Regions from separate parts of the Homo sapiens genome. Here all the other regions are linked to region 1. Evidence: chromatin contacts called from ENCODE Hi-C data. All regions are on one chromosome and are shown on one strand. Each heading gives the region's core, a stretch centred on a gene start or an enhancer-like site at or near the end of the contact. The rest is flanking DNA. Distances are from core to core; before and after follow the strand shown.

The links. A loop is a pair of places that touch in the nucleus more often than their neighbours do. Pooled maps may share reads with other maps.
Region 2: a pooled map shows a loop between it and region 1 (16-fold over the local background). The contact joins the promoter of ZNF585A here to the promoter of ZNF284 in region 1. A Hi-C loop is called at or near these places in 4 of 50 pooled maps.
Region 3: a loop to region 1 is called in a pooled map, with 8 times the contacts of the local background. The contact joins the promoter of ZNF568 here to the promoter of ZNF284 in region 1. A Hi-C loop is called at or near these places in 6 of 50 pooled maps.
Region 4: a loop to region 1 is called in a pooled map, with 11 times the contacts of the local background. The contact joins the promoter of ZNF567-DT here to the promoter of ZNF284 in region 1. A Hi-C loop is called at or near these places in 2 of 50 pooled maps.
Region 5: a loop to region 1 is called in a pooled map, with 7 times the contacts of the local background. The contact joins the promoter of ZNF527 here to the promoter of ZNF284 in region 1. A Hi-C loop is called at or near these places in 3 of 50 pooled maps.
Region 6: a pooled map shows a loop between it and region 1 (17-fold over the local background). The contact joins the promoter of ZNF529-AS1 here to the promoter of ZNF284 in region 1. A Hi-C loop is called at or near these places in 3 of 50 pooled maps.
Region 7: a loop to region 1 is called in a pooled map, with 16 times the contacts of the local background. The contact joins the promoter of ZNF382 here to the promoter of ZNF284 in region 1. A Hi-C loop is called at or near these places in 2 of 50 pooled maps.

Annotation. Positions count from the first base shown.
Region 1 is chr19:44,070,841-44,073,540 of GRCh38, forward strand. ZNF284 (zinc finger protein 284) reads left to right here and starts at 1,319. Exons shown (of 5, transcript NM_001037813.4): 1 at 1,319-1,451.
Region 2 is chr19:37,171,422-37,174,199 of GRCh38, forward strand. ZNF585A (zinc finger protein 585A) reads right to left here and starts at 1,274. Exons shown (of 5, transcript NM_001288800.2): 1 at 1,206-1,274. RefSeq lists enhancers at 1,175-1,364, 1,206-1,500.
Region 3 is chr19:36,915,042-36,917,817 of GRCh38, forward strand. It overlaps ZNF568 (zinc finger protein 568), which reads left to right and starts at 1,291. Exons shown (of 7, transcript NM_198539.4): 1 at 1,291-1,550; 2 at 2,538-2,607. It overlaps ZNF829 (zinc finger protein 829), which reads right to left and starts at 1,250. Exons shown (of 6, transcript NM_001037232.4): 1 at 970-1,250; 2 at 89-210. The coding sequence starts at 126. RefSeq lists enhancers at 886-935, 996-1,375.
Region 4 is chr19:36,686,171-36,688,870 of GRCh38, forward strand. It overlaps ZNF567-DT (ZNF567 divergent transcript), which reads right to left and starts at 1,279. Exons shown (of 4, transcript NR_110708.1): 1 at 1,098-1,279; 2 at 516-636. ZNF567 (zinc finger protein 567) reads left to right here and starts at 1,442. Exons shown (of 6, transcript NM_001322917.1): 1 at 1,442-1,464. RefSeq lists enhancers at 1,249-1,298, 1,859-2,498 and a silencer at 1,499-1,558.
Region 5 is chr19:37,369,839-37,372,538 of GRCh38, forward strand. It overlaps ZNF527 (zinc finger protein 527), which reads left to right and starts at 1,261. Exons shown (of 5, transcript NM_032453.2): 1 at 1,261-1,388. RefSeq lists enhancers at 631-770, 791-840, 1,011-1,320 and a silencer at 1,351-1,660.
Region 6 is chr19:36,571,983-36,574,726 of GRCh38, forward strand. It overlaps ZNF529-AS1 (ZNF529 antisense RNA 1), which reads left to right and starts at 1,367. Exons shown (of 5, transcript NR_173348.1): 1 at 1,367-1,573. It overlaps ZNF529 (zinc finger protein 529), which reads right to left and starts at 1,310. Exons shown (of 5, transcript NM_020951.5): 1 at 1,158-1,310; 2 at 351-410. The coding sequence starts at 364. RefSeq lists an enhancer at 1,367-1,456.
Region 7 is chr19:36,603,791-36,606,596 of GRCh38, forward strand. It overlaps ZNF382 (zinc finger protein 382), which reads left to right and starts at 1,523. Exons shown (of 5, transcript NM_032825.5): 1 at 1,523-1,557. It also overlaps a transcript of ZNF529 not described here. RefSeq lists enhancers at 795-934, 1,915-1,974 and a silencer at 1,495-1,554.

The DNA of each region.
Region 1 (2,700 bases), core at 69-2,568:
GGCAGGTTTGCCCTAAGCGATTTCCAGCTTGAGATTTCCTTAGTGATTTTGGGGGCCCAAGATATTTTCCTTTCACAATACTAAGCAGTTTAATTTCTCTTAAATGTGGCATTTCCACGTCTAAAGAATATTAATATGAAAACTTTAAAAGTGGGAAGATAGCTTTTCCAGGAGGGCAATTGGCCCTCCATATTGGCCCTTGACAGGGCAGGAGCATCGCCATCTTGGACAAACACTGCCATTTTAAAGTTCGCGTTGATCAAAAACTGCCTAAATCCAAAGGGCATCAGCCTAATGGCTAAGGTCAGCATGACCATAAACCACAAATGACATCTCCAATCAGAAACATTCCAACCATAAGATAAACCCCTCCCTGACCAGAGACATGCCAGCACCGAGATAACCTCCCTTCCATTGGAGAGATGTCAGTCCCAAGATAACTTCCCCTCCAACCAGAGATATTCCAACCCCACAACAGACTTCTCCCCAATACAGAAACATTCTAAGCCTGTGGTAAGCTCTCTCTCCCTAAAGCCAATACATACTCTTAGTCCGTAAGAGAGAGCGCTCCTGACTGCAATCGGCCAGAAGGCCCTCTCGGTTTATTCTCCAAAACGAACCTGTCTTTGACTGTTGAGCCGCTTTTCGTGTTTTTTTTTTTTTTCTCTTTAACTCTTACAGCCCTCTTAAACACTTAAACTGTGGTTGTTTTTCTTGCCAAACCAGTGGTACAACAGTGTCTGGTTGTACCAGGGGCTGGTGCCCCACTCAATGCCTCTCCCAAACCATTTTTCCTGGCCCATTATTTAAGCTCTTAGATTTAGCCTCATACTATTAGCGTCTAGTATATTAGCCTTTCAGCCATCTCCTGACCGCTCCACAGTCACTCCCCGCTAACTCCTTGAAGATTGTATCTCCTTGCTTTGTTCTCTTTCAGTAACACTCCTGTCATCATGGGAGGCGTGTAGACTTCAGGAATTCCTGTCTATTCAATATTTTCTCTCGAGGACGCAGGGAGAGGGAAGGACCACTCTCAGGGCCACAGTCCATATTCCAAACCAGGCGCTTGGGTCTATGGGATTCATTCCTCGTGGGCATTGCAGGAAGTGTAGTCAAAGAGCACCGCGGAGTCCCACGCTTCCCGCCGGAAGGTGATACTATAGAACGTCTCCTTTGAGATTCAAGGAAGTGTAGCGCAGGAGATCTGTTGAATGACGAGCAAGTAGGCTCAGGACGGCGTATCCGGGGAATTCTGGGAAATGTAGTTCACACGCTGCGCGGGGTAGGGGCACTTCCGCTCCCGGGGGGCGAGGTTGCTGCAGTGCATTCGGTGGTAGTTTGGTGTCAGTCCTGTGTCTTGTCGGTCCTTCTAAACGTGTCCCCTTACGATGCTGGCTCGCAACCACCTGGAAGTTGACTAAGGGGAGAAGGAGTCTCGTTGGAAAACGGAGGTTTGGAGGGACAACGGCCTCTCTTTTCGTTCTTGTCAGCGGAGCCTTCTTGGTCTTGGGGCTGTCCTCGCGTCCCCGGGCATGAGGCTGGGGGTTGGGACTTGGTCGGGACGCGTCTCGCCTGGTTTGAGGGTTTTTGGGGCTCTCAGCTCGCTCAGTCCGCCTCCCTCCATCCCACCTGTGAGGCTACTTTCTCACAATTTAGGGTTGGGATGTTATTAATCTCCCTGTACCTCCCACTGCTGTTCTTTAAAATGGGGACTTTAGGACCATCCTAATGAAATCGTTTTGGGAACTGGAAGAGGTAACACAAATGAAAGCCTTAAAGCAGCCCCTCCCTTAGTGACTGGTGGTCTCTTCTTAGTGTTTATTTCCCACGAAGCCTGTCAGGTCCCCGGGTGGGGTCAGAGCTCCATCTGCAGGGATCCCCGCCCTTGTCTCTGATTCCTGCAGGACGCTGGGTGATCCCGGACGCTTCTGACCTCTTTTTAGGAAGGCGAGGGTTGTTTCCATTTCCACGAAGGGAGAGGAACATTTAACTTTTATGCCGGACGGCAATGCGGTCAGGGTGTTTCACAGCTTTCTCCTTCCCCAGCCTGATTCTCAAAAAGAGCTGCAGGGAGGGACTTCTTGGCTACTGAGGGCAAAGTTCCACGAGAGTGGTCCTTGGCTTTTTTTCTTTTACAGAGATGCTCACCCCGACCAAGAGTGTAGGATGTGTCCTCAGGCATGGGTGTTGATAATAATTAAGCCTCAATTGGTAACTTTATCCCAAGAGCTTTATACAAGTAGTCACATTTTCGCCACACCGTGGCTCTGTGGAGAGGTACTACTTTTTTCAGTTTTAAAGATGAGTGAGATACAAAGGAGCAGGAGTTATCTGAGAATAGTCACCTAAGCAGTAAGAGGTGGAGCTGCGGTTGAAACCTGGGCGTTACAGGTCAGAGCCTTAGTTGATAATCTTTTGGATACATTCTCATTGAGGCAGAGGAACTAGCTGGAATCTAGTGGGGAAAGCAAGCTAGGACTTGATTGAAGGGAGCCTTGAGAGCAAGGCTTATGGGCTTGGACTGTTCTGGGAGTTTATCAACTATTTCATTCATTAGAACTATTTCATTTATTACAAATATTTCACTTGTTATGCAGCGGTATGATTGTGGAGCGTTCAGAAATTGGAGAAATACGAGTAGTACAAGTTTATAATTACCCATGAATCCAGCATGTAAAGATAGTAACTGTTAAACTTCGA
Region 2 (2,778 bases), core at 24-2,523, 6.9 Mb before region 1:
TTTAGTAACTGGAAAATGCATTGGAGCAATTAGATATAATTTTCCCTCAAAATTTTAAAAACTTTTAAAATGCAACAATATCCACTGCTGGAAAAGCATCTGGGAAAATGAGTTATTTTATAAATTGTTGGTATAAGCTTGAATTGTTATATTTTGAGCTACTTAGTCATATCTATAAAGTATTAAAAATGCACATATGCCGGGCGCAGTGGCTCACGCCTGTAATCCCAGCACTCTGGGAGGCGGAGGCAGGTAGATCACCTGAGGTCAGGAGTTTGAGACCAGCCTGGCCAACATGGTGAATCCCCGTCTCTACTAAAAAATACAAAAAATTAGCTGGGCGTGGTGGCGGGTGCCTCTAATCCCAGCTACTCTGGAGGCTGAGGCAGGAGAATCCGTTGAACCCACTAGGCAGAGGTTGCAGTGAGCTGAGATCGCGCCACTGCACTCCAACTTGGGTGACAGAGCGAGACTCCATCTCAAAAAAAAAAAAAGTGCACATAGTTATTCCTAATAATTTCACATATATAAAGCAGAAAAAGAAGGACAAATGGACAAATAACCTTTCCAGAGTTGAGTACTTTACCTTCCTCTGTAATTAAGCAGACAAAATAATCTGTGAGGAGACAGATATATTTTTTGAATATATGCTTAATTAATATCTATAACAATACAATTAGAGAACATAGTACACTGTTTCTATGTAATAGATGTGACATTCATGAAAACTGACCACGAACTAGGTCATAAAGCAATTTTTCAATTTGACCATTAAACAGACATTACTTTAAAAAGGAACTTCTAAATAACTCATGGATCAAAGAAAAAACCACTTAGATTTGAACAATTTTTAATACAAAGATTCACCAAAACTTGAGAATTTTTATATTAAAGAAGACTGAAAATTAAAAAGCTGAACTTTCAACTCAGGTTAGAAAGCAAGCTGATTACAGTCCTCACCGATCACCATAACTGACCCTACAGGCTCTGTCACTGACCACAGACTCCCATCACTGACCCCCAAACCTCAATCACTCATCCCAAAGAGCTCCATCAATGACCTGAGAAATCCGTCACAATCAACAACGGACGCCACAGAACCCCATCACCGAAGCCTGAAACCGCAATCACTAACTCCACAGGCAACCTCGACACCCCCTATTACTGGCTCCACAGAAACCCCAATCGTGATCAACCAAAATCACCTCAAAGATTTATCGGTATTGGAATATGAAAATACTCCTGACACCAGCGGCAAAAAAGCCTTGGAAGACCACTTCCACTTCCGGTCCGACTTCTAGCACCTCCCCTTTGTAGGCTGTTGATATGGCGCATGCTCTGAATAAACTTGGAAGCCAGTTTCCTCGAACAGTCAACAGGGCGCAGACACAGCGCACAGGTTCCGTAATGTGGCGCTGTCCGGCAGAGAACATGGCCGCGCCCTTATGGTGTTTATTCGCGTGGGCCGCCATTTTGAAAGCATATCCATTCCGTAGAGCAGAGGAATTGGCCGCTGGCAGGGTTTCCTAGAGCGAGGCAGGTATAGTTACATAGGATGCTGGAGTGTGACCCTTGTCTGACTAGGCTTCTATTTCGGAGGAGAAAGTTACTGGAAATGTGGGTCTGGTGCTGTATGTTATATTTAGAAAAGCTAAGTTACCTTTCTGAATACAGGACACTGAGGATAATAATTACCAGGGAATAGAGGAGCCAGGGAAAAATCACCAAGTGAAGGGGATCCTGGGAGAAACCACAGGCAGATGATAGGAGGAATCAGGATAGTACAGTCCATTTTTTACAGACGCCATTCAGGGAAAAGGTGGAAAGGTCACTAGGGGAGTCATCTCTTGAGTGAAACCACCCTGAAAGTCTGAGAGACATCTGAATGAGTAGTAGGCTGCAGGAAGAGTGGTACAACTTTTAATGGGAGAAACCGCCTTGGGAAATAGGGTAGAAGTCCAATAGTATTAATACAATCCTCTCCTGGGAGATACCACCAGAGGAGGGAGGAGAAGTCCGGGCGTCCCCTTCTGAAGGGCTGGGTCGGGTGGGAAGGTGAATAGAGATTTGAATCACCCATTACCCTCCACACTAAATACCTCAAGTGCAACTATAGTAGGCAGCAATAATAACAACACTAATAGTCTTTAGTATGGCCAACGTGTTACTAAAAGCACCTAAAGAAGACTGTTTTTATTTACCTTGAAGTTAAAATATAATTAATAACAATCGCCTTACCATGTCAATGAAGCTTTAAGTGCAGTCTCTGACCCTTAGCTTCTCCTCTGTGGAAATTCTGAAACCTCCTTACTCCCCTTTTTGGAGGGTGTGGATGAGGAGTTGTAAAGATACAATTCCTTTCACTTGGTGAACTCCTAAACATGATTCACAGCTCAGCTTCTGACAGGAAGTTCTACCTGAACAGTGGTGGGAAATTACTACCCAATGTGTTCAGTTCCAGCAGGTGGGAAACTTGTTTTCAGGGAATTGAACCTACACTCTGATGTGGGCATGCTGGATGCCTTCAGGCCAGTTATGTCTGTCTCTGGGACTCGGCTTAAAAATATGTTTAGAGAATTAGACTCTGCTGATCTCAGGTTTTCTTTCTTCTCCGAAAGGACGGTCTAAGGAAACATCTGTGGAAGTCCGTTAGTAAACACACAATTTCTACCAAGGGGCTAAGAATTACTGTTGATTTTGTCAGTAATGCAGCTCTGTTAAAAAGAAGATGACTTAACTTTTAGGGATTCGTGTGGAAATATTTATGGGTGGAATAAT
Region 3 (2,776 bases), core at 41-2,540, 7.2 Mb before region 1:
GGAGAGGGAAGAGTAACTGTGAGACACCAGGTTTTTCTTGGTACCCAGATTAGTCAAGTAAGAGTTCTTCCCCAGCCCCATTACCCACCACACATGAGGAATGGAGATCAGAGGAGAATGGGGCATTCTGTCCAATTCCAGTGGCTCAGGGGAAAGGTTGTGTTCACTGCTGTCCAGGGTTGGAATCTGACCAGACCTCAGAGAGGTTTCCTAGAGACAGAGTTCTGGAGTCACAATCGCATAGTTGACAGGACCCCATACTCATACACAGAATGCCACATACATTTAGGGACAGTCACACTTAAGGCGACATGCACGTCTCACCTGCCCACAAGGAGCCACACACGGCAACACAGTTACAATCACATACACACCATAGGAAACACACAATTACAGCTGCACAATCGTAGGCACCCCACACTGTCGCAGAGTCACAATCACACATCACCACGGGAACACACAGCCACAACCCCCACAGTGACAGGTATCCCATATCCGCACATAAGCCGCAGTGTTATTATCTCCCAGACAATTTCACAACCTCCCCTCTTTTTTTGGGGGGGTGGGGTGGGGTGGGGACAGAGTCTTGCCCTGTCGCCAGGCTGGAGTGCAGTGGTGCGATCTCGGCTCACTGCAACCTCCGCCTCCCGGGTTCAAGTGATTCTCCTGCCTCAGCCTGCGAGTAGCTGGGATTACAGGCGCGCGCCACCATGCCTAGCTAATTTTTGTATTTTTAGTAGAGATGGGGTTTCACCATGTTGGCCAGGATGGTCTCGATCTCTTGACCTCGTGATCCTCCTGCCTCGGCCTCCCAAACACAACCTCCACCTTTCAGGCCGCTCCGCCCGCAGGGGCCCAAGGCGCCAGCTCCCCATCGGTCTTCGGTATCCTCACCTAAGCCCTTTCCAGTCATCCCGGATGGGAACTTGCAGACCTGAGCCAGTTCTCCTGGGGACCAAAATATCTCACCTCCCAGATCTAAGGGTCCCGCCAGGAGTGACGAAACGTTCGAATTCCTGCGAGAAAAGTGGCAGGCCACCAGGCCCTCTGGGAAATGTAGTCCAGAGCGGGACCCACGCCGATTCCTGTCAGCTCCTCGCCTGGGCCCACCCGAAACGGCTGCTCCCTCAACTCTCAACATCCAGCCGAGCCTCGGAGTTGCGGGTCGCCGTAGCGCTGCGCAATGGAGATGAGCCTCCCGGGGAACCCGGCCCAAGCCTCACCCTCACACAGGAAAGCAGATGTGTTCTGGCCGGAAGTTGAGTGGGGCCGCGGGGCCTGCTGGGAGGTGTTGTCCTCGGAAACGTCGCTGGCGCGGAGGGATGGTTCGGCGCTTTAGGCGTCTGTCACAGACCTATCTGCGGGTCGCCTTCACCCAGCATCTCAGAAACTGCGCGCGGGATGAACATTCGGGTGTTTCCGGCAGGTGACGCTGCCGAGTCCCCGCAGCAGGGGGCGAGCAAGGGACTCGCGGTTGACGGGACACGGATCCTCTAAGGCCCAGAGTGTCCCGAGTAGCGGCAGTGGGGAGTGCTCAGGGTACGCTAATGGTGAGTGGTTGCAGTTGATGGGACAAAAAACTGTGATGGGAGTTAGTGTGGGTGTGTGGTTGTGTGTGTGAGTGTGACGGCACGAATAATCTGATGGGGTGATTGTGATATTTGGTTGCGCGGGATTATGATGAAATGTGTGATATGTGTGTGATTATGATTAAGGCTGTAGCGAGTGTGAACGTGGCGAAGTGTGCGTGATTGTAATATGTCTAGTAGTTCTTGTCTTGAGCTGGCTTTTCTGTAGCATTTGGCACAGTTGGTAACGGCTTGAAAAACACTTATTTGTTTTCTACTGATCCTCCCTCCTTGTTGGCCACTCCTCTGTAGTCTTCTTTGCTGTCTTTTTTACCCTAGTAGCCCTTGGCCCTTTGTAATTTTCCACTATTCCTTGGCGAACTTTTCAGGTTCATTATTATCTTATGACTTGCTGCTTTTATGTATGTTAGTTAGCTATTGCCATGATAATAATTATGTCTAAAAACCACCCCTGAACTCAATGCCATACAACAGCAAGTCCTTACTCTCCTGTTCACAGGCTTGCGCATTGACTGTGTTCAGCTGATCTAGGTGGGGCTTGGCTGAGTGGATAGGCTGCGTGACGAGTTAAGATCTGCGCCGCATGTGTTCTTTCAGGGTCTCAGGCCAAAAGGACATTTGTTGCCAGGGCATGCTCTGCTCCTGATGGGTCACCAGAGCGCAAGAGAGATTGCCTCAACCAGAGCAAGTCACATGGCTAAGCCTAAAATCAATTATGCCCACAGTTGGAGAGCAAAGTTACCTCGCAAAGAGTATGAATAATAATCTATTAGAGGGTGTGAGGAATTGGACTAAAATTCCAGTCTACCACCTTAAGAAACATACCTCTTTATCCTGGTGAATGCCTTTTAGTCCGGGTTCTCTTTTGTCTGATAATATTGCTTTTCAAGTTTTATTGTATTTCTTAAGAATTTCATTTTCTAACCCCCTTGTGTCTTTATGTTTCAGATCTGTGTCTTGTAAAGAGCATATTGCTGGGCTTACATCCGTTTATCTTGTTTGACTGTTATTTTAATAGGTGAGTATAGTTCAGTGGCATTTATCATGATTGCTCATAAAAAATGTTTTATTTTCTATTACGCCTTAAACATTTTTGATTGACATATAATAGTTGCACATATATCTTTTTTTATTGTGCAAATTCACCTTATCCCTTTTTCTCCCCTAGGTTGGTTTCTGCTATTATC
Region 4 (2,700 bases), core at 29-2,528, 7.4 Mb before region 1:
GGAGAAAAAATACTCCCTTGCTGAAAAACAAAATCAAAGAGAACAAAAATAGAAAATACAACAAAACTTCCTTGACCTTGGTTTTCAGATATGCTCAGCAATGGTTCCCTTTCCTCAGGGCTCTTAGAGAACCTCAAGGCAAGGGAGAAGGGGTAAGGAATCATGAGACATCAGACCTTTCTTGGAACCCAGATTGGCTAAATTGGAAAAAATTATTGCCACCACACGAGCTCTCATCATCTACCATAAACATACTCAGATGGAAGTAAAAGGGAGATGGGAGTACTGCTAACCCTTCTTAGTATTCAAGGGAAAGGCCAGGGTCACTGATATCCAGGACTGGGGACTTTCTCAAAATTCACGTTAAGTCTCCTGCGGAGACAGCTCTGGGAATGATGTGGATCACATGGAACCTGACCTCTGAGAGTTCCCAAGGGAGAGCCTCTGAGGAAGGAATCCTACTCCTAGGTTCTCCCCACGACGTCTTCCCAGAACTCTGCTTAAGGGACACTTACAACTCGAAAAGCCTCGTTCCGAAAACAGGTCTGTCCTTTTTCTGTTTGCAGATTTTATTCCACCACTCGATTATCCCTTCCCTTTTTGATGGCCATTTCACTGCAGCTGGGGTCTATACAGCTATAAAGCGGGAGAAAAAAGGAAGCTGGGAACTCAGAGATGCAGAGCCCAAGAAACAATCGAGTCTAAAACTGCCGCTTAGGTGGGCACTCCGCCAGGATCCCCTGTGTCAAACACCAGGCTGAGAACTGGGGACAGGTGTGCCCTGAGAAGACAACGCGGGCCATGCTTCATTGCAAGATGACTCTGCTTAACATAGGCATGGATCATAGTCCTCACAGGCACATTGGGGAGATCTTCGACAGACCCCTCAGTCCCAACATTAAACACAGCACTGCAGAAATGAAGCTTTACCCGTTACACACACAACACCACAGACCTAAAAGGCTCTTCCATCACACGGCCACAGCAGCACTGTCATGATGGAAGGTCTCAAACCCTACAGTGTCACACACCCGACAGCCGACCACGGCCACCCAAAGGTCCCGCATCCGAGCAGGGACAGGAACACAATCACGCACCTGTCGCAGCCTCCTCGCCGCGCACACCGCCGCCTTGTCCTGGCATCAAACACACACGCACAGGTGCATACACAGGCCCGAGCTACGGCCCTGCACACCCTGTCTGCGTCCCGGGAGCTCGGGGCTTCCTCACCGTGAGCGCCGCCCTCATCCCAGCCACGCACTATGAGAATTTGGAAGGGGAACCAGAGATCAAAGTTCGAAAACCGCCCGGGCGCCTGTGGGAAATGTAGTCCAAGGCCGGAAACGCCCGGATGTGGAGAAGGCGCGCGTAGCCGGTGGACAGCAGGAACGCGCCGCGGAGACACCTGGGAGGCATCGTCCGCGTGGGAGTGCGCATGCGCAGACGCCCGGCCGGCAACCGAAGGTGAGGCTGGTGGGTCCCGCGGGCGCGGAGAAGGCGGGTGACGGTGTGACCCGTAAGGAAGGCTGAGGAGGGAGGCGGGAGCCTGGGCTGGGGAAAGCAAGAAGGGAAGAGGAGCAACCTGGGACGAGGAGTTGGCTGGAGGAAAGTGCGAGTCCGGGCCTCAGAGAAGGCTGGGAGGGAAGCAGGAACCAGAGCGCGGGCCCGGGAGCACCTGAAGAAGGGAACCGGTTGCCCGAGGCGGGGGGTGAGCTCCCCAGTGGCAGGAATTTCGTCTGATTTTCGTCCCCTGGCTCCTGGAGCACGGCCTGGCACACAACAGGCGCTCCGTGTGTGTGTGTGTGGCTTTTCGTACCTGTCCTGTGTGTTGTGGTAGGGGAATGTGTTATTCTGTGTGACGTTGTGGAACCGGTTGTTTATGAAAGTGATAGGGTCCCTGCGTGTCTTAAGTTTTAATTTAAATTAGATGCGAGTCGATTTGTGTTTGAGCCTGTGTCCGACTCTGGAGAGGCGACAGTGAGGGCATTGTGAGTGAAAGGTTGTTACTTTTTGTAGAAGTTCTGTGAAATTGTGCACGACGTGGGGGCCTATGGGATTATGACTATGTAGTGGGTGATACAGCTATGAATATGCCTAATTTTAAAAGTATTTGGTGTACACGACCTATGATGACTGTGAATGTGGCACACTGTGTGACTTAGGTGGAGTGCTTGAGAAACCGAGTGTTGACTAAAGTATGCATTGTTTAGATTGATTTATGAGTATTGGGCATTTTATATATGCCTGTAGAATTTGACTCTGGTAATTAGACAAGTAAAATAAGTAGTGATTTTTTTTTTTTAATGGAGAGGAAGAGGCAAAATAATTTTCAGAGGGTAAGATTGGGCCCATGCGGGCCGGGCGCGGTGGCTCACGCCTGTAATCCCAGCACTTTGGAAGGCTGAGGCGGGCCGATCACGACGTCAGGAGATCGAGAACATCCTGGTTAACATGGTGAAACCCCGTCTCTACTAAAAATACAAAAAATTAACCGGGCGTGGTGGCGGGCGCCTGTAGTCCCAGCTACTTGGGAGGCTGAGTCAGGAGAATGGCGTGAACCCGGGAGGCGGAGCTTGCAGTGAGCCGAGATCGTGCCACTGCAATCCAGCCTGGGTGGCAGAGCAAGACTCCGTCTCAAAAAAAAAAAAAAGATTGGGCCCATGCGCGGTGGCTCACGCCTGCAATCCCAGCACTTTGGGA
Region 5 (2,700 bases), core at 11-2,510, 6.7 Mb before region 1:
GACCTGGGTCAACAGTACAGATGGAGGTCCCCAGCCAGTCCCCTTCTGTTCCCACTGCCATCCTTGTCCCACATCGTAAGAGGTCTTCTATTCCCACATGTGGACACTCCAGCTTGCATATCTAAGCTCTGTCTAGCCTTACCAAATTGCTCTCATTTGGCCACATTTTGTGGATAGGCAGCACATTCCACCTTTGGAAGACAGATCAAGGGAAGGGTCTTTGGACACAGAGGAGATACAGGCTCTGGAAGCAGGCTGGAGTCCATTTGAACAGGAAATCCTGGGGATTTGGATACCCAGAGCATGGTCTGAAAGAAGGTTGTGAGATCTTTGCAGGCATGTTTCTGCCTATGGACTTTCACCAGGAAGGAAACTGCTTGACTAGAGGAGGGCCAAAGTGTGGCCTTTTGTATGTTTAATAATATTAAAATGTTAAATATATTATTTTGACCAATTGAGAAATAATAATAATAATAAAATAGGCCGGGTGCGATGGCTCATGCCTGTAACCCCAGCACTTGGGGAGGCCGAGGCAGGTGGATCACAAGTTCAGGAGATGAAGACCATCCTGGCCAACATGGTGAAACCCCATCCCTACTAAAAATACAAAAATTAGCTGGGCGTGGTGGCAGGTGCCTGTAATCCCAGCTCCTCAGGAGGCTGAGGCAAGAGAATCGCTTGAACCCGGGAGGCGGAGGTTGCAGTGAGCGCCGAGATTGCCTCAATAAAAGATACCACAGACCCCGCCCATGGCAGGAGATGGGGGTGAAGGAACAGTAAGACCAGGAGACAGTCAGATACACATCGGATCAGTGGTATCCTCACAGTAACAGAAACGGTCACCCCCAATGTCAGCCACAGTCTCTTTCATCCACAATCACTTTCACATTCAGCTACCCACAATCACGGGACGTGATTTAAAATACAGAAGCTCCCTGCACTGACAAAATCCGCCGCTCCTTTCGTCGGCAAGCATAAAGGTGTGCAGCAACAGTCACACACGAACCACCACACCCAAGCATTCAACCAGTCAGCCCCGCGCGCAGCCTGGCCGCTTTCCCCAACACAGCAGCTCAAGGTCACTGGAGAGCCTACGACCGCACACAGCCCTCTCCGGTACCTGCCCCCGTGGCGCAGGCGCGCAGTGGAGGGGGCCGCGGGGTTCTCTGGGAGATGTAGTTCAACGATGACGGCCGTGGCGCAAAGCGTTCTGGGGCTCGTGGTTCGCGGGGTCCATGGGGAACGCGGTGTCGCTGGTTCAGATCTCGCAGAGCTCAGAGTCCTGCATGCCTCAGTCCTCGCCTCGCTCCTCCTCGCGGAGGATTCTGGGAGGTGACGTCGCGGGTCTCGGTCGCGGGGCCCGTTTGCAGAGCCCGCGGCGCCGGGAGGTGAGTGGGGCCGGGCCCCGGGCGGGAGCGGGAAGTCAAGGGCGGGCTCCGGGTGGCCCGGCCGCGCCAGGGATGGGAACCCGGCAGGAGTCGCTGGGGAGGCCGTGTGTGTTTCACTGTATTACCAACTATGTGACAGGCTGCGGGTGTGACAGAATGTGATCTTGTGTCACTGTGTGTGTGTGTTTGTGCGCGTGCGCCCGCTTGTGTGTGACTGTAACCATCTGTGTCTGGGGGTGAAACTGTGAATATGTGTGTTTGTGTGTGACTGTCTCTGCAGGTGTAGCTGTGTATGTGTTTATGAGAGACTGGGGTGTGACATTGTGTGTTTGTGTAAATGCATGTGTGTGGTTATGTGACCACCTGTTTCTGCGGATACAATTGCGTTTGAATGTGTGTGACAGCAAGTGTGATTGTGCGACTATGACCATCTGTCTCCGCAGGTATAGTTTTGTATCAGTAATTGTGACAAGATGTGTGACTTCTGTGGTATGCTACTTTGTGTGTGATTGTGTGTGATTGTTTATCTCTGTTGGTGTAGTTGTATGTTACCATCTATCTTTGTGCTTATGTGGCTGTGTATTGTGTGAGATTATGGGTGTGTTTGTGTGACTCTATACATTTGTGATTGGGTGAGAATTTGTGTGTATATATGAGATTGTGGGATTGATGTATGAAGCACAGAAATATTAGAATTACCCAAGTTCACACAGTTAACAAGTGACAGCACCAGAACTCAAACCCAAGCAGTTTAGCTCTAGAGGTCTCGCTTTTTTTTTTTTTTTTCTCTTGAGATGGAGTCTCACTCTATTGCCCAGGCTGGAGTGCAATGATGCGATCTCGGCTCACTGCAACCTCCGCCTCCCAGGTTCAAGTGATTCTCCTGCCTCAGCCTCCCAAGTAGCTGGGATTACAGGCGCGCACCACCACGCCCAGCTAGTTTTTGTATTTTTAGTAGAGACGAGGTTTCACCATGTTTGGCCAGGCTGGTCTCCAACTCCTGACCTCATGATCCGCCCACCAGAGCCTCCCACAGTGCTGGGATTACAGGCGTGAGGCGCTGCGCCCTGCTGCAGTTTTTATGGACAATTTCAAGCTGCACTACACTAAGGAAATAACTGCTAGGGACTGAGTTGCCTAGTGCAAAGTAGTCCAGAATTAGGGGGTGAAATTAGGGGGTGATGTATACTGAATTCTAGGTCAACCACAGTTGTCCCTTTCTTTTCTTTTCTTTTCTTTTCTTTTTTTTTTTTTTTTTTTTTTTGAGACAGAGTCTTGCTCTGTCCTGTAGGCTAGAGTGCAGTGGTGCAAT
Region 6 (2,744 bases), core at 117-2,616, 7.5 Mb before region 1:
CCATCTCCTATCTTGCTTTGTTTGCAAATCAAGTCTGTAAATAAGATCAAAGGTATCTAGTGTGCCATTCTACTTAATCACTCGTCTCCTCCTTAACAAATTACATTCTAAAAAAAAGTTTTAACTTCTCCTCCAGGAGTTGTATTTCTATACCATAAAAATCCTTTGGAAAAAAAGAAGCACATGGGAGAATTGAATGATTTACCTAATGCATATGTGAATATTCAATGAAAGGGAAATGGGCATTTGGAAAGGCAATGGAGGACAAGGGGACCCATCTCTACGGTCCTGTTGTTAATTGGGAAGAGAAAACCAAGGGACCAGGTAAATGAACAAAAAAAAAAACTAACCTTGAGTTGGCCATTAGTACCAATGCTGTCTTCCACTTCAGGGGGCCTTCACTTGCAGAACTACATAACCAAGAGGGAGAAAGGACTCATGACATCCTGGACTGGTTAAATAAGAACACAGTGTTCACCACCAGAAAAGCCCATCACACACAACAAACACACCCAGATCGAAGAGGGAAACTAGAATACTGTCGACTCCTCCCCACATCCGAGAAAAAGGTACGACCAATGCCTAGCAGTTTCTAGGGAACACAGCTCAGGAAATACTGTAGTTCTTTAATGTATAAATGGCCTCCAAACTCATGCAAGGGGAGTTATCCCAGGAATGAATACTACACCTATGCCCTCCCCTTCACGTCTTCCCAGGAAACTTCATTTATCTATCTTATCTATCTATCTATCTATCTATCTATTATCTATCATTTATCTATCTTCTATATATCATCTATGTAATCTATCTATATGCGTGTGTGTGTGTGTATAAGACCTCACGAAGAGATTCCATCACAGACATCACAGAGTCGGAAAAATGACGCTTTACCCAAAACAAACTCCTACAGGCTCACGGAAAAAAACGAACAAACAAACAAACAAAAAAAAACAAAAAAACACTTCTACCCCGTTCACACTTATAGTTGGTCACAACAGTGCTGTCACACGATCACGTCACCGTAGACCAGGGTCACACGATAGACCCCGCCCCTACTCACCGTCCTGAGTCCGATCAAACAGCACCCACGGCACACACTAGGGTCTCCGTCTCTCACACACACACACCACAATGACGTCGTAAACAATAGCACTAACCACCATCGTCCGCAGCTCCCGCGTACAGAGGCCTCAGGCTCCCGGCTCCACGTGGACCGACCTCGCCCGGCAGCGCGGGGCCACCTCACCGCGAGCTCCTCCCGCAGCCCGGCCCGGGTCACCTCGACTCGCCAGGCTTAACTCAATAACCACAACACCGGAAAAGGAAGCAAAGGTCGAAGTTCATCCGCGGCCCTGAGGCCTGTGGGAAACGTAGTCCAACAACGAAAGAGCCCTGAAGCTCAAGCGGAGCCCGCTGGCCGCAGGGGCCGCACCACGCCCCAGACCCTGGAGTTTCCGGGTGCGCAGACCCTTGCCATCAGCAGAGGCTGCCGCTGCGCGTCCCCTAGGCGCGGAAGAGGCGGCTGGTGGTCCCTGACGGCAAGGTGAAGTCGAGGCAGTAATCGGGAACCCAGGTTGGGAGGACAGAATGGGGAACAGGAAGCTGGGGCGAGGGTGGTCTTGGGGGAGGTGGGGGGCCGCGGAATTCTAGGTGGCCCCTGCCTCACCTCTGGAAAGAACCGGAAGCCCGGGCCGGGGAGGGTGAAGGGAGTCGCGGACCCGGCTGCTCAGCCGAGGAGGAAACCCGGACCCCAGGCTGAGGGAGGCCGAAGAAGGAACTGGAGGGCCGGGCTGGGAAGGCCTGAAGCGGGTACAGCCTTTAGGCTGGGGAGGGTCGAGGGGAGAACTCGGAGCCTGAGTCGGGCGAGGTTTTGCTCCACTCTGGCTTCTAAGTGTGGGGGCCTCAGGATGTGACCCGTGGTCGTAAACCTGAGGGTGACTTGGAGTTTTTGTCCGTTTTGCACCATGAGAAAGGCCCCAGATGGAATCTGGCAGGTAGCGGCGGTTCAGTGTGTGTGTGTCTGCCTTAGGGCGTGTTTTACACTGTTGACGAAAAGACTCAGACTCTAAAGTATTTGAAGAGACTTATTCTGAGCTAAATATGAGTGACCAATGGCCGGTGGCCCAGCCCTCAGGAGATCTTGAGAACCTGTGCCCAGGGTGGACGGGATATATGTGGTTTTATACCTTTTAGGGAAACATGAGACACCAATCAAATACATGTAAAATGTACATTGATTCCCTCCGGAAAGGCGGGACAGCTGGAAGGTGGCTGGCCTTCCAGGTCATAGGTAGATTCAAAGATTATTTGATTGGCAATGGGTTGAAAGAGTTATTGACGTAAGACTTAGGAATGTCTCCAGGTAGCACGCTTCACAGAGAATAGATTGTAAATGTTTCTTTTCAGACTTGGGGTCTTTTCTATCAGTAATTCCAAAATGGAGGAGGGTATAATGAAGCATGTCCGACCCGCCCACCCCCGCCTTTCCATCATGGCTTTACTAGTTTTTCAGGTTAGGAATGCCCTGGCCAAGAGGAGGGGTCCATTCAAGATGGTCTGGGTGTGCTTAGGATTTTATTTTTGGTTTACAACACCAGCACCACCGGAGTTTGCTGGTGTCCTTTCCAGTCAGTTTCAAAGCAGAGACAGCCATAGTTCTGATTTGTGTCACTGTAACTGTCAGTTCCGGAATTCCATATTTCTCCTTTAGTTTACCCTAATGTGTGTGAGATTTCATGTGTAGT
Region 7 (2,806 bases), core at 273-2,772, 7.5 Mb before region 1:
ACTGAAATGTTTCTGTATTCACAATAATTTCCTTTAGACAGCTATGAAAATGCTGTGGATCTGCAATATTCAACTTGCCCCCACAGAGCTTCCAAAAGGGATCTTTTGGCTAGGCACGGTGGCTCACGCCTGTAATCCCAGCACTTTGGGAAGCCGAGGCGGGTGGATCACCTGAGGTCAGGAGTTCGAGACCAGTCTGACCAACATGGTGAAACCCCGTCTCTACTAAAAATACAAAAATGAGCCGGGCATGGTGGTGCATGCCTGTAATCCCAGCTACTCGGGAGGCTGAGGCAGGAGAATTGCTTGAACCCGGAAGGCGGAGGTTGCAATGAGCCGAGATTGCGCCACTGCACTCCAGCCTGGGCAACAAGAGCAAAACTCCATCTCACACACACACACAAAATCTTTGGAGAAACGAATCCTACTCCTGGGGCCTCAATATCATATCTTCCCAGAACCTTGCCTTGGGAGCAATTCCAGCTCTAACATCTCCATATCAAACACGAGGCTGTGCATATCAGAACACAGCCTTGTCCATGTGAAACACAAGGCTGTGCTTTTTCAGTTGGAAACTTCATTCTGGATCTCAAATATCCAACTTTCTTTTCGATAGCCATTTGACTGCACACTGTGCAACGTGGTTATAAGGTGAAATGACTGAGGCAGTGAAAGAAATCCCAGTATAACAAACTCCAAGAAACCACGTAACTTAAAATTGGCCCCAGAGGTTGGCGAGGCTGCATGCCACTGTGTATTATGCATTATGAAAGCGACAGGGGCCATGCTTTAGAACAGAAGGTCTCAGAGTCTTCACAGACACAGATCGAGCCATACGGGGACCTTGTCCACGTATTCCTGAGCCCCAGAACTGCAGAAATCAAACTCTACAAAAGCTGCACCAGGCCAGTTTTGATCACAGTCTCCAGTGGGTCACAACAGCGCTGTCACAGGATCACTGATAACAGCATGACACATTCATAGTCACCGCTCAGCGCCGTCACACAAACGGCCCCGCCCCCACTCAGTCCCGCGGGCCCAATCGGGGACAGTCAGGGCTGTCCCGGGCTGTGCACCTGCTGTGCACACACACCCCCTGCTGTGCACACCCCCCGCCCCCCCGGGACCATCACAGGCGCGCCCACTCACACCACCACACACGGACGCAGCCACAGAACGGCACACACAAACACAATCACACAGTCTCCCTCCCCAGCAGGTGACTTGCACACAGGCCTGGGGCTTCTGCCTCCACAAACCCTCTCCGCGTCCCATGAACCCAGGTCCCCTGCCGTGAGCTCTTCTCGCATCCAGACCCGGGTCACCTCAACTCACCACATGGAAAACGAACACCAGGTCAACGGAAAAGGGAGCCGGGGTCCTGGCAGAAGCGTAGTGCCAGCCGCAATAGGGCGGCCGTGGGTGCAAACGGAGGGGAGCGCCGGCAGCTAGCACCGCGCGGCGACTAACGGGCCGCCCCGGAGACTCCTGGGAGCTCAGGCCCACGCGCGAGTGCGCAGGCGCAGACGACTCACCCTGGGCCGGGGGTGAGGCTTGGTGGGTGCCAGGGGTGCTGAGGAGGCCAAGGAGGGCACTGGGAGCTCCGTTCCGGGAGAGCTGTCTAAGGACGCGGAACCGGGTGGGGAGGCCAGGGAGGTAACCAAGAGTCCGAGCCGGGCCTGGAAATTCTGAGGAGGAAACCGGGACCGCGGTATCCAGACGCTCCGATCTGTACGAGCCGGGCCTCGGGCGTGGTCCATGGGCGTGACCTTGAGGGTGACCCGGAGCGAGCTCCGCGAAGGGGGATTTTGCCCGTTCTGATCCCGCGGAAGCGCCATCGCTGGCGGCGGGTCCCCGCGCGGAGCGGGCGCTGTGTGTTCGCGCGCGCGGGCGCGCGCTGAATAGGGGTGGCCTCCTGCGCCCAACCTGCTGCATTTTAGGTGCTTGCCTCTCTTTGGGATGTTGTGGCCGATTGTGTGTGAAAAGTGAACGGAGTAGTGTTGCTGCGCGAGGTTTCCTCTGCGTGTGTCTATTTTTAGATTAGGTGTGAGTCGCATTTGAGACTGCCTTTGAGTGTGGAGAATTGCAAGTGATTTGTAGGTGTGGTTGTGACTGCCTGGAGTCGTGTTAGCTGCTGTCTGAGGTTGTGAATGACAAGTGGGGCCTGTAGGTTGGTGGTTCTCTGAAGGATGTTTGATTGACTGTGACTCTGCATGTGTTTGTAACCTACTGTTACTTCTGGTGGTTTTGTGGCCTTAGTGACCTAAATATTTGAATGATTGAGGAACTCTGTTATGACCATGGCTAGTTGGTTATGTAAGACTTGATTATCTGAATAGTAGCCATTAAGCCTGCCTCCAAAACTGTAACTAAGTAGCAATTTAGCAAATAAAATAGAGATAACAGTATCAGAGGGGAAGAGATGATTTTCATAATTCCCAGATTCATTTCCTGGAAACACCATATTAACTAAAACCAGTATGTTGAAATGAATAGCATTCCATTGGGGACATGCAGGAAATTTTTTTTTTTTTTTTTTTTTTACCATAACTACCACTTTTGTTGTTGTTTTTTGTTTGTTTTAAGACAAGGTCTTGCTCTTTTGCCCAGGCTGGAGTGTAGTGGCATGATCTCTGCTCACTGCCACCTCTACCTCTGAAGTTCAAGTGATTCTCCTGCCCCAGCTTCCTGAGTAGCTGGGACTACAGGCTTGTGCCACCACGCTCGGCTAGTTTTTGTATTTTTAGTAGAGATGGGGTTTCACCATGTTGCCCAGGCTGGTCTTGAACTCCTGACCTCAAGTGAT